Regions from separate parts of the Mus musculus genome. Here region 1 is linked to region 2. A link is a contact called in ENCODE Hi-C data. All regions are on one chromosome and are shown on one strand. Each heading gives the region's core, a stretch centred on a gene start or an enhancer-like site at or near the end of the contact. The rest is flanking DNA. Distances are from core to core; before and after follow the strand shown.

What was found. Hi-C counts contacts between places; a loop is a spot of excess contacts on that map.
Region 1: a map of gastrocnemius shows a loop between it and region 2 (2.3-fold over the local background). The contact joins the promoter of Acsl6 here to the promoter of Il3 in region 2. A Hi-C loop is called at or near these places in 3 of 37 maps with a recorded cell type or tissue (CH12.LX, gastrocnemius and left cerebral cortex).

Annotation. Positions count from the first base shown.
Region 1 is chr11:54,301,540-54,307,125 of GRCm38, forward strand. It overlaps Acsl6 (acyl-CoA synthetase long-chain family member 6), which reads left to right and starts at 2,285. Exons shown (of 21, transcript NM_001033598.1): 1 at 2,285-2,383. It overlaps Gm51861 (a long non-coding RNA gene), which reads right to left and starts at 2,162. Exons shown (of 3, transcript XR_003949553.1): 1 at 1,821-2,162; 2 at 288-398; 3 at 1-172.
Region 2 is chr11:54,263,918-54,269,677 of GRCm38, forward strand. It overlaps Il3 (interleukin 3), which reads right to left and starts at 3,362. Exons shown (of 5, transcript NM_010556.4): 1 at 3,169-3,362; 2 at 3,031-3,072; 3 at 1,942-2,037; 4 at 1,765-1,806; 5 at 1,168-1,642. The coding sequence starts at 3,333. The coding sequence ends at 1,487. LOC115487722 (a long non-coding RNA gene) reads left to right here. Exons shown (of 3, transcript XR_003949552.1): 2 at 3,886-4,054.

The DNA of each region.
Region 1 (5,586 bases), core at 1,035-3,534, 37 kb after region 2:
ACAGACATCTTCTATCTAAATATTTACCCTAAGGTTAAAGGTCCAATATGAATGATTCATCCCTGAGGTGATCCTCCCAGGGTTAGGTTAGAGCCATCCTTCTGTTTCTAGACTTACCATACTGGCCTGCTGTTATTGCTGCTTCTGACTTGCCTGCCCAACACTCCAGCTCCTACCAGAAGAGGGCACAGAATACACAGTAGCTTAAAGAGTGAATGAGTACATGAATGAGTGGGAACTAGGAGGTCACAGCTACCTGATGGCTTGATGTAAAAGCCTCATCCCACCTTGCCTGCACATCTCTGGATGCTGGCTTCTCTCGCTCTGTGTTCTAAGGTTGCTGGACCCATGCAGTCTAGAGATCTCAGAGTTACAGCTGCCTGATTCATGATGGAGATCTACAAGGAGGAAGAAGCCCTTGGTAACTCAGTACCGAAAACAACAGCCCTGTGACTCAGTGGAAGGGACACACCTAGAGTGAAAAGCGACCTGGCCGTGATCCCACAGCCAGCCCAGCGTCTTCCTGTCGATGTCCCTCAAGAGAAGCCAAGTACTGCTCAGAGAAAAGCGGAACCCCACTCGGCTAAGTTATCACCAGCTCGGCACCAGCACAGAGCTTTAAACTGTGATGCTCGCAAGAAACAGAGACATCTATAGGAAGAGTAACTGGATGCAGCATCCTGCAGGAGGCCAGGCTAAATGTGTCCCATGACATCACTCTGGAGAAGAGGCTGCCAGAAGCCACCCAGGAGCCTAGATGCTCCTGCAACTTGGTGTTGCAGAGGACTGGCCCCAGAGCCTGCTGCTTGCCTCCTAGGACCCCTGCTCTGTTAACAGGTATTCACTGTGTACAGATAGAACAGTGTACAGATGATAGAAAGACCAGAGCATCCGAGAAGGGGATGGATCTTTTCATCCTAACTATAATGTGAAATGGATATTGACAGAATGCAGAAGGAAGGCACAAGAAGGAAAAGGCCCTACAGTGCATATGATCAGAAATTGCAATGGGATAAACCCTGCTTATGGCTTCATTATATTTAAAAAATGTGTGATGATATTCTGGCCAACTCCCTAGGCCAGTCTGACTTGAAACCATCTATGCCCTCTCCCAAGCCTAGAAGTGTCCCCTGACGGGGTCTCCACCTGAGCAGGCAGGCCTTCAATTAGTTCGCTACTGCTGCTGGGAATGCAGGAGGGATTTCTGATTGCTGTGTCACCCACTGGGAACAATCCTGCCACATCACCTCCATGATCCTCTCATAGAGGTGTCTGCCAAGTTTAAGATTCCAGCAAAACCCTTGCCAGGAAGAGACTGGCTTCAAGCAAGAGCAGCCCTCCCAAGACCCGGTTCCTGTAATGGGAAAGAATGGTCTATTGTAGAGACTCACTGTAGATGTTTCTGCAGACTGTACATCTCTAAGGTTCACAGAGATAGGCCAAGAGACACATACCAAACTAAAGATGCAGGACCACCCCCTCCCCAACACATAGAGAGACACACAGATAAACACAGACACACAGATAAACACATACAGATACACACACAAAGAAATTGAAGCCTAGATATGAGTTCAAGTGCACAGAGAGCATCCAATCTCACCTATCCACCCCTTGCTTTCTGATCTCTAATGTCTGGTTTCTCTCCCTCTTACTCCTGGTATGGGTCCTTGTCTTAACCAGTGCCTGACCAAGGTCTGTGCTGCTTGAGCGCTGTCCTCGGTGCTGGAAGCCTAATGAGTCCTGAATGCTTGAAGAACGAGGGGACCTTGGTGAAATCCACTTGAAGATGTCCATCGAGGCCCCATCAGAATACCTACCTTTATTATTTTAGAAAATCACAGAGCCAGGCTTCCTCCTTTTGTTCCCAGACAAAGGGATTGCAACTCTTCAGCTCACTCTTCAGCTCAGCAATGAGACCACCAACAACCTAGTGACCGTATGACCATTTATCACAGCTAAGAGGAACTTGAGCTCTTATGTACCACACATATGCATCACTGCCTGTGTCCTTGGGAGACACCTGTGATTCCATGTGGCTGCCTGTGTCTTCATGAGACATGCCTGGGGACATGGCAGCTGGTGAGTCTTCCCGTGACCTTGTGTGGCCTCCAACCTGACCTTGAGCATTCTTATTAAGTGTGGGTATTATCCAATCTAGCCTCACCTTGATGCCCCCCCCCCCCCCCCCGCCCCATCACTCCCTTCCCTCTTGGGTTTGCAGATGTGGCTCCCAGCAACTACAAAATCAGGTCCTAGGGGGCGTCTGACTCAGCCAGGAACCGGCACTTCAGCATGTGCACTTTCTGGGACAGAAGCCCTGGACCCCCGCTGCCATTTGAGCCTGCCTAGCCATAAAACCTTGGAGGCCGGTCGTGTGGAGGTAGGGTCGTTCATGGGTGGAGGCACGGTGAGGTAGGAGCGGCAGTGAGCCCGTGAGCCCCTTCCTCCAGCCCGTTTCCCCCAGAACGTTGCGGGGCGGGCGGCCCAGCCCCTCCCCCAGTCGGGCTCGGCAGTTCGGATGCCGCTGTCTCTTTGCCCAGGAGTCCCGGCGCGCTGCGGGGCTGGGAGTCGGGTTCCGTGAGGAGCGCGCGCTGCGCCCTCCCCCTCCCGCCGGGTCTCCGCAGCGGCGCGGGGAGGCGGGGGCTAAAAATACCCGGCGGCGGCGGCAGCGGCGGTGGCTCTGGGGCTGCGGGGCTGCGGGCCTGGGAAGCAGTGCGGGCCGGGCTGGGCCGGCTCACCGACATGCTGACCTTCTTCTTGGTGTCGGGGGGTTCTCTCTGGCTGTTTGCCGGTAAGTCCCGGTCCGATCCTGACCACCATTTCCGGGAAGCTGTAGTATCTCGGCCCAGGGTGCGGGTGTGACATCTCCACCTTGCGGAGCCCTCTGCTGCGGCTGCTGAATTGTCCCTTCAAGGTCCCCGAGGCGCCCCCCAATTCTGGTGGGGGTCCATGGGCAGCGTTGGGGAAGCAGCTGGGTCAGCCCGGAGGAAGGGCCTTACTAGCTGAGACCCCCATAACCCCCCTTCCGTTCTCAAGCTCCTTTCTCCTTGTGGTGAGAACCGGTGATCAGATTAGGCCCCGTGCCAAGGGAAGGGCAGACTTTTTGTGTCTGTGTCCATCTCTAGAGACCAAAATCCAAGTTATGTTGCCCCCACCACCACCACCAAGGTCCCTTGGTGAATTGTACGGCAGAGCTGACCTGGGTTTCCTGATCCAGCCAGAAACCTTTCTCACTAGCGGTCCCTGCTGCCCTTTAGCCAGAGGACAAGACTGGTTACTTGCCCCTTAGCTCTGCCCAAGGCTGTACCCTGGCTTCCCCCCTGCCTCACCCCTTTCCCTCCCTCATCCTTGCACCCTCTTTCTTAGGAAGCTACAGGACTCCTGATAAATCTCTGCATAGTACTTTCCCCAGATTCCTACACCCATACCTGTACTCTCCCAACAGGCCCACCCCTTACCAATACTACTTCTCAGCACTGGCCTCTCCCCTCTCCAAGCCTCCGGCTAATACCTCTAAAGGGTTTCCAGCCCCACCTCGGCCCCAGCTCTGTGCAGAATCTCTAAACCTGATAATGTACGTGAAAATGCTTGGCCTAGCCCAGGCCAAATGCTCTCCCCATGCTAATATTTCTTATTTGGTATTCGGATAGCACCATCAGCGGTGGTGACAAAGTTGTTTCTGAGCTAAAGGAAAGGCAGAGGTTGATTCTTTTGTGAGAATCATGTGTTTTCATGTGTGAGTTTTTTTTTTTTTTTTTTTAATATTCACTGTGAAACCTAGGAGGTTGGTGGGACCTCTTCTATTGTTGAGATTTAAAAACTGACTTCCCCAGTGCCATATGGATAACACTGGGCAGATTGGAATTTGATCTCAAGTTTTAGCTGATCAACCCATGCCAAGTGCTTGGTTATATCGTGTCTGAACCTGAGGGGATGGTGGGCCAGGTAATTATTTTTCCCGCCCCCACAATTGTCCTGAGTTAGGCCACAGGGGCATAGTCTCCCTGAGCTGGGGAGACTAAGGCCTCTCTAATCCCTTCAGCTCCCTAAGCTCCTTCTGTATGCCAGTGTCTGGTGACAGGCTGTTCAGGGCCACTCTGGTCTTGCCAACAGGCAAGGATAGGCGAGAGTTGGGATCATGGATAATCAAAATATGATGATGATGATGGTGGTGGTGGTGGTGCTGGTGGTGCTGGTGCTGGTGGTAGTGGTGATGGTAACATACACTATTTATTGCCTACGTGACAAAATTGCCTATGAGCCTCTTCTCAGTACCTGGTCCTCTTTGTTCTACTCCAGGAAGAACCCCACCCAGCATGGGTTCAAAGCGTTGGTCTTTGGTTCAGAAGTTTTTGTGGTTCCAGGAAGGTGTCCGGAGGCTACAGGGCCACTTGTGATAGGGATCATCAGTAGCCTGTGAGAGAAGCCCCTGAGTGGGAGGGCTTCTTGTCTATAACTTGTATACAACCGTCACTGAGTCAGGGTGAGCTTCTGTCATGCTTCCTTGGATAAGAAAAGGGGGCACCTGCCTCACTGAGGGGTTAGACAAGGGCTCTGAGAGTCAAGCAGAGCTTTTCCTGTGCTCGGTGGCAGCTGCTTTCACAGAGGCCAAGCTGCTCTGATTGCTGGAAGGCAGAGTCTGACATGTGCTTTTCCTTAGATGCAATACCCCAGATACATGCATGGTGGGGGCTTTATAGGTCATGTGCCTGCCCTTCTTGGGGCTTTGCTAGATCTCAGGCTTTCTCTTGGGATGGAAGGGTGGAAGGGTCTGAGAAATGTGCATTCACACACACACACACAACACACACACACACCCCTAAGGATGAATTCTGCTTTGTAATCTACTTTATAGCCCAGTGTAGCTCCCAGGTTTCTGCCACTCTGTCAAACAGGAAGATGCTCCTGAGCCAATGCCTGTGTGCTTTTTGCTACTCAGTGCATCCCTAGGGAAACAAACCTTGGTCTGGCAAAAGTTGACCTCAAGGGCTTTCAGGGAAAGATGGGGGAAAAGCAGCCTGGAAGAGCCACGAGCTCTGGGCTGCACAGTACCGAGCCATTCCAGATCTAACCCGAATGTTGAGTTGTAAACAAGGAGACAAGGATATGAGTCCAGCATGAGTCATGTGCTCAGTCTGGTAATAAATATGCCCACCATTTCCCAAGCACTCAGAGGACAATGGGATCAGTGGGTTGGGATTCCTGCCCACCTCTGTGACACCTGTATGTGGACTGTAAAGAGGTACCACTCTTGATACATTACTAAAAGGTACCCCTTCCTTCAGGCTGATGTAGCTCTAAACTCTTGTATAAGATCCAACCTGCTTAACTTCAGACCATACCTACCAGTGATGCCTGTATGGATTTCTGCAGGACGTGGGGCATTTATCAGAGACAGGTAGCCAAATACCAAATAAAAGAAGTCAGAGCTGTCGAAGGTATGCAGAAAGGACTGTGATGGGGCTGAGTTTTCATGTCTTCTGCCTTGAGGACCTGGGTTGTTGGATGGGTCCTAGAGGAGAGGATTTTTTTTTATCATAGAGCACAGAAGGACCCTTTGTTTAGGTACAGTGGCCAGGCTAA
Region 2 (5,760 bases), core at 2,112-4,611:
GCTGCCTTATGGGGCTCTTGAGGAATCAGGGAGGATACTATTCCCTAGTGTGGTGACAGAAAAAGAAGGCTCATTTGGCCCCTTGTCCCAGCTGGCTCCAAGGCTAGAGGATTCACCAGGCACCACCGGGCAGGGTTCAGGGAGCCGGGCTGGGAGGCACACAGTACCAGAGTCTGATGGTAGACTGAATTCCCACATTGGTGGTATCCCAGACCCCACCATTCAGGCTGTTTTCTGCAACCAAGACACCATATGGTTGTCCTTCTTGTGGTCCCCTCCCTATCCTTCCCTTTTAGAGGAAAGCCCTGTCATGGGTCATCTTGGACAATCCAGAACCAGACAGTAGGAACCCTACAGTGGGACTGAGCTGAAGGTGGCTGAAAGTTTAGGTAGAAAGAAAGGGAGGGGGAAGGTCTGGAAAGCCACAGCACTTTTGTTTGCTGGAGCTCCCACAGCGTTGATAACCGTGAGGAAACACAAGCAAAAGGTGAGGGCGCGTCCCATATGACAGCCTTAGGATACAGGCAAGCCCATAGGTAAGTCCTCTAACGATTTAAGGTTAAGGCTCAAAGACGCCTTTTTAAAGCTCAATCCGGCTCAATAAGTCATGAATCCCAAGGTCAGTCTGGAGTCAGGCACGAGGTAGGGAGAATAAATCAACCAAGAGAAGCCAGAAGCCTAGGCAGACATGGAAACTTCTGGAAAAAGTGAGATTTCTTTGTCTGAGTAACCTGCACCCTCAGAGAGTCCTGCCAGTTAGTTGGGAGCTCAGATGATGGTGGTAGTGGATAGATTTCCACTACAGGAAGTGTTAGGGACACTGCTGCAGTTCTAAGTATGACCACTAGGGGAGGCATTCTAATGGATTTCAGCATGTTCTCAGGCGCCAAGCCTGAATGAAGTCCTAGAGGGGGGCACTAGTTAGAAGCTGCATTTACTTGGTCTAACTTTGCCAAACTGGACTTCTGTAGTCCCATAAAACAGAGATCACACATTCTGGTTTGGAGTGAAGAGTAGATTAAATAGTAAAGGTTAAATGTCCAGACCAAGATCTGATACATGTTGCATGCTGTGTAGCCGCATGTGATGTCCGGACAAGTATCCTCTAGGACTGTTACAGAGATCAATCCAAACTCCTCAAGAAACTGGACGAAACCAAACCCATTTGTTCAAAGTTATTTATTTCCACAAGGGACAAATGAACATGGCCCCAGTCTTCCTTGGAATTTTCTTTGGAGAAACTCCTCCTCAGCTAAAACAGATATACTCACATCACAGAAGGCAATAAATAAATAAATACATAAATACATAAATAAATAGCCTTAATGGAATAAAATAGGAACATAATTAGGTAAAGCCAAAGGAGAGTTGTAAATTTCAGAAAGTAGATAAATTGATAAGACATTTGATGGCATAAAGGAATGTAAAATCCTTTTGACCATGGGCCATGAGGAACATTCAGACTTTAGGTGCTCTGCCTGCTGTTTTAACATTCCACGGTTCCACGGTTAGGAGAGACGGAGCCAGATGCGGGCTGAGGTGGTCTAGAGGTTAGCACTGTCTCCAGATCGTTAAGGTGGACCATGTAGAATCTCAGTTTCTTCCGAAAGTCATCCAGATCTCGAATGAAGACCCCTGGCAGCTGTGAGGAACCAGAAAAGAAGGCATTAGATGTGAACATGTTGCTGCGGGCCACAGCAAACTATAAGTCTGGTCATGGGCAAGGGCACAGCCTGCTAAACACGTGGGGGAAGGGCAGCTTACCGCAGAGTCATTCGCAGATGTAGGCAGGCAACAGTTAAGTTTCTGTGGAGAGACACCAAGGCATAGTCAGATCCCTCCTAAAGTGGAGAAGGCCCTACTTTCCTCTCCAAAAATGCTGGGAAAGGTAAAGGCACGGAGCCCCACCCCCCACCCCCAACCCTCTGCAGCTCCACACACCTGAAGATTGGACTTGATAACGTATCTGTCCTCAGGATCCACTTCTCCTTGGCTTTCCACGAATTTGGACAGGTTTACTCTCCGAAAGCTCTTATTCTAAGAGGGCAAGAAATCTTTATGTAAGGCCCAGGGATGTGAGAGCTGGGAGGTGAGAACTGGAAATGAAAGAGCTTGGGAGTTGAGAGCCAGGGAGATGAGATCCAGAGAGGTGAGAGCCAGGGAGGTGAGAACTGGAAAGGAAAGAGCTGGGGAGGTGAGAGTTGGGAAGTGAGAGCTGGAGAGATCAGAGCTAGGGAAGTGTGCCTGCTATTTGAGATTTCTTTGAACAGCCTTATTCCTGTCCCTTCATTATCCTGGGGCTAAAAGCTAGTGTATATCTCAGACAAGGGCCTGTTTCTCCCAAGCACCAGGTCTTAACTCCTGGCAGCCTGTGAGCTGTGTGAAGGATCTAAGCAGATTTGTCTGTACTTGAGGAAAACACATCCCTCCAGAAAAGCTCTAGAAAAGGCAGAAGGTTGGCCAAGGAAAATACCAAGATGCCAAAAACCCAGGCCAATGCTTTAATTTAATTAAGAATTTCTCGATACCTAGAAGAAAATCCTATAGGCTCCAACATGTTCCTAGGGAGGGGAAATATAGACATTCAGCACTCTTGCAAAGAACTTCATGTTAGGTCCAAACAAATAAAAACAAGACATAACTATTGTATCAAACTAGGAAAATAACTACAAATAGTAATGTCTGGGGCTGGCGGAAGTAGAAAACACAAACTTCAGTTTTGGAGGAGGAAGAAAAGCAAAAGACACAAAAGTCACAGAGGGCAATGGCATCCCCACTGAAAGTGGAGCCAGAGGCCTGCAGCAGGCAGGGTTCACCCACAGCTGTCTTCATTGTATATCCTAAAAGGTAACTTTCATTATTGCAGCTGACTGAGGTATATACTGAGGCTTGAGAGTCATCTGATGATTTCCTTAATAACCCCACTGAGATAGATGCAAAAATGGAAGCAAGGCATCGTGGAGTGATGGCTGAAGTCACCCAGGCAGGAGATAGATGGAACCCAAGAATATCCCAAAGCAGGGCTCTTACCCTCAGAGAGGGTCCTTCATCATCAGTTTTGAGTTCAGGTTCCTGTGAGGACATAGAAAGAAAGAATCATGAGGCTCACTGGCTTGAGGCACCTGTTGGAGCCGGCCTGCACCAGGCCAACCTCAGCCAGTTACTCACTGGGAGCTTCCCTATAATCTCCTTGACAATAGAGCTGCAATTCAACGTTCTGGTTAAACGGTGGGTATCCCGGCCACTGATTGAAGCTTGGAGTCCCAGGTGGAAGAGCATCAGGAGCAGGAGCAGCATGGTGTGGATGCTGGTGGTAGAGCTGGCAAGAACCATTGTCTCGTTCTGGTCCTCCAAGGGGTTCTGAAGAAGCCACAGGAGCCTTCACCTTATATGTATTCAGAGAGGGGTGGGGCGGGGCCCGGCGGGGCAGGGGGGAGGGCAGGCATCAGAAGCAGCTTTATCTGACATGGAACCTCCATAGCAAACCACAAACTTATTCATCACTTTCTAGTACTCAAGATTATCGACATGGGAAGAAAGACTGCTTATTCAAAGGCCATCTTCTTCCTTTGTCATAGAGATGGACGGAGTGGAAACAGGTTGTGGGAGGAAGTAGCCTGGCTCTGAGCCAGCTTGGGCTTTCTATGCAGTGGAATCTCATCCTACCATCCCTTGCACAAACTTGACCCTGACTGTACAGCCTATGTGGTGACTGTACACCCTACCTGATAGAGGTAGTCACCAGAGTCACTGGAGCAGACTTGAACTTGGTAGGCATTCTGGCACATGGTTAAACTTCCATGTGTGGGCTAGTCGTCTGGCTGGTGGTAGCCAGAGCTAAGTGTATCTCTAGGCAGCTTTCCCGTTGACTCTTATTCTTTGCAGGTGGATATGGAGTTCAGCTCACCCTTTCATTGGCCTAGTCTGAGTGCAGTAAGGCAATGCATGAAGGCCCACATCCAGAGGACAAAACCCTCGATGGAGATATGGCTGCAAACACTAGGGTATCCTTCTGATAACCCAGGCAATTAGGACTGGGGACCTAAGGACAAAGGTGGGCCTCGAGAATAGTATTCCTGGAAGCTGTGGGATGGTTTAGCAGGTGGTATAGCCAAGTCTAAACAGGGAGTGCAAGTGAAGAGAGGAGAGCATTGCCCTGAAGGAAAGCCATATTGAGGGATTTATATCCCAGTCGGCCCTGGAGCATGAATGTGATGGGAGCCTGCCTGCAGATCAGGCCTGCAGAGGTGGGAAGAAAACAGGGACAGTTAGGGGAAGTTCTCAAAGGACCTGAGAAACCACAGCTAGGGAGAAAGTAGGGAGGCCAGGAGGGAGGAGAGCCAGGGGACACTAGCCCCCTTCTCCATGGGACAGGTTGGCAGGCCACAGCACACAATAGGGAGCCAGATGAAGTTTTGGTAAAAGATGGGTGTGATGAGGCTGGCTAAATATTTCTTTAAGATGACTGGGCTGGGGTGCAGGGAAGCAGAGCATGGTAGAGAAACCAGGGTTTGGGTCGGGTTGTGGTGTGATGTGATCAGCGTAAGACGATGAAGGTTAGCACGTTATGCTGAGGCAGGGGAAACTGGGTGCTTCTGTCTTCAAAGCAGAAGCAAATATGGTGAAAGATAAGGGTGAGACATCAAGGGGGACAAAGACTGATTGAAGAGATGCTGTCTATGGCCTGTATACTCCAGGTCCAGCCAAGCAGACCTTGTACTAGGAGACTGGACTCCTGGATCCAGCTCAGAGCATACTCTACACTTAAGGGGAATCTCACTAGGGAGCATTTGGGGGTTTGGGAACCAGTTTGGGTGCCCAGGAGGCATTACTCATCAAATAACTTATGTTAAGTAATTGCTGTGTGCAGGAACCATAGATAGGACAGACCTCAGCCTCGAGGGAAAGGCAGACTAATGCTCTGTTCCTTTTCTAGTGGTCCTCGGGCCTGCAGGGTCAGCACCACACTCTTGGCTTTCAGACTTTCATTTTGACAAGACCCTCTGTAGCACACAAGAAGCTCTGATTTAAATCTACCAGTGACTGGGACTCAGAAGAGGCCCCTGGACCCTAGAGACCAGGGTTTGTTTCTTGACCTCTCCATTGTTGCTTGCTGTTACTTTTAGTGTAAGCACCTTGGGGATGGAAGCATGTCCTATGCGATCCCTCATTAAGGAAAAATGTCTATTTTTGTGTAAACAAGCTTTTGCTGAGAAAACTCAAAACAATGAATTTTAAAGCTGTGGCGACCAAACACTTTTACATGTAGCATCTGCCTCCTTAAAACTCCCAGTTTTGTGTTGTAGTGAGGAAACACCAGCAGCAGCAATGGGAAGCATGGGGCAATGGGGGAGTAGAGTACAAGCAAGGTTTATGATCTACATTTGTGAAAATGCCATAATGACTGTCCCTCTTGTACTATGAATATACACTAGTGATTTTAAAAAAAGTAATTGGCTGGGAAGATGGCCAATGGGTTAGAGTATGTGAATCTTCAACACCCACATAAAAAGCCGGGCATAGCCATGTGTGCCTATAAACCCCAGCACTGTAAGCCAGAGAGAGTAGGATTACAGGGTTCTCACATGTATGTACACGTGTATGCATACAGCACACACTAACATATACTGCATATGTACCCACATACATATGTGTGTGTGTGCACCACATATACGACTCATACAAAAGAAACTTTTTTTTTTTTAAGAAAAAAGGGGAAGAGAAATCATTGGCATTAGTAGGTTTGTTCCTTCTTTGAAA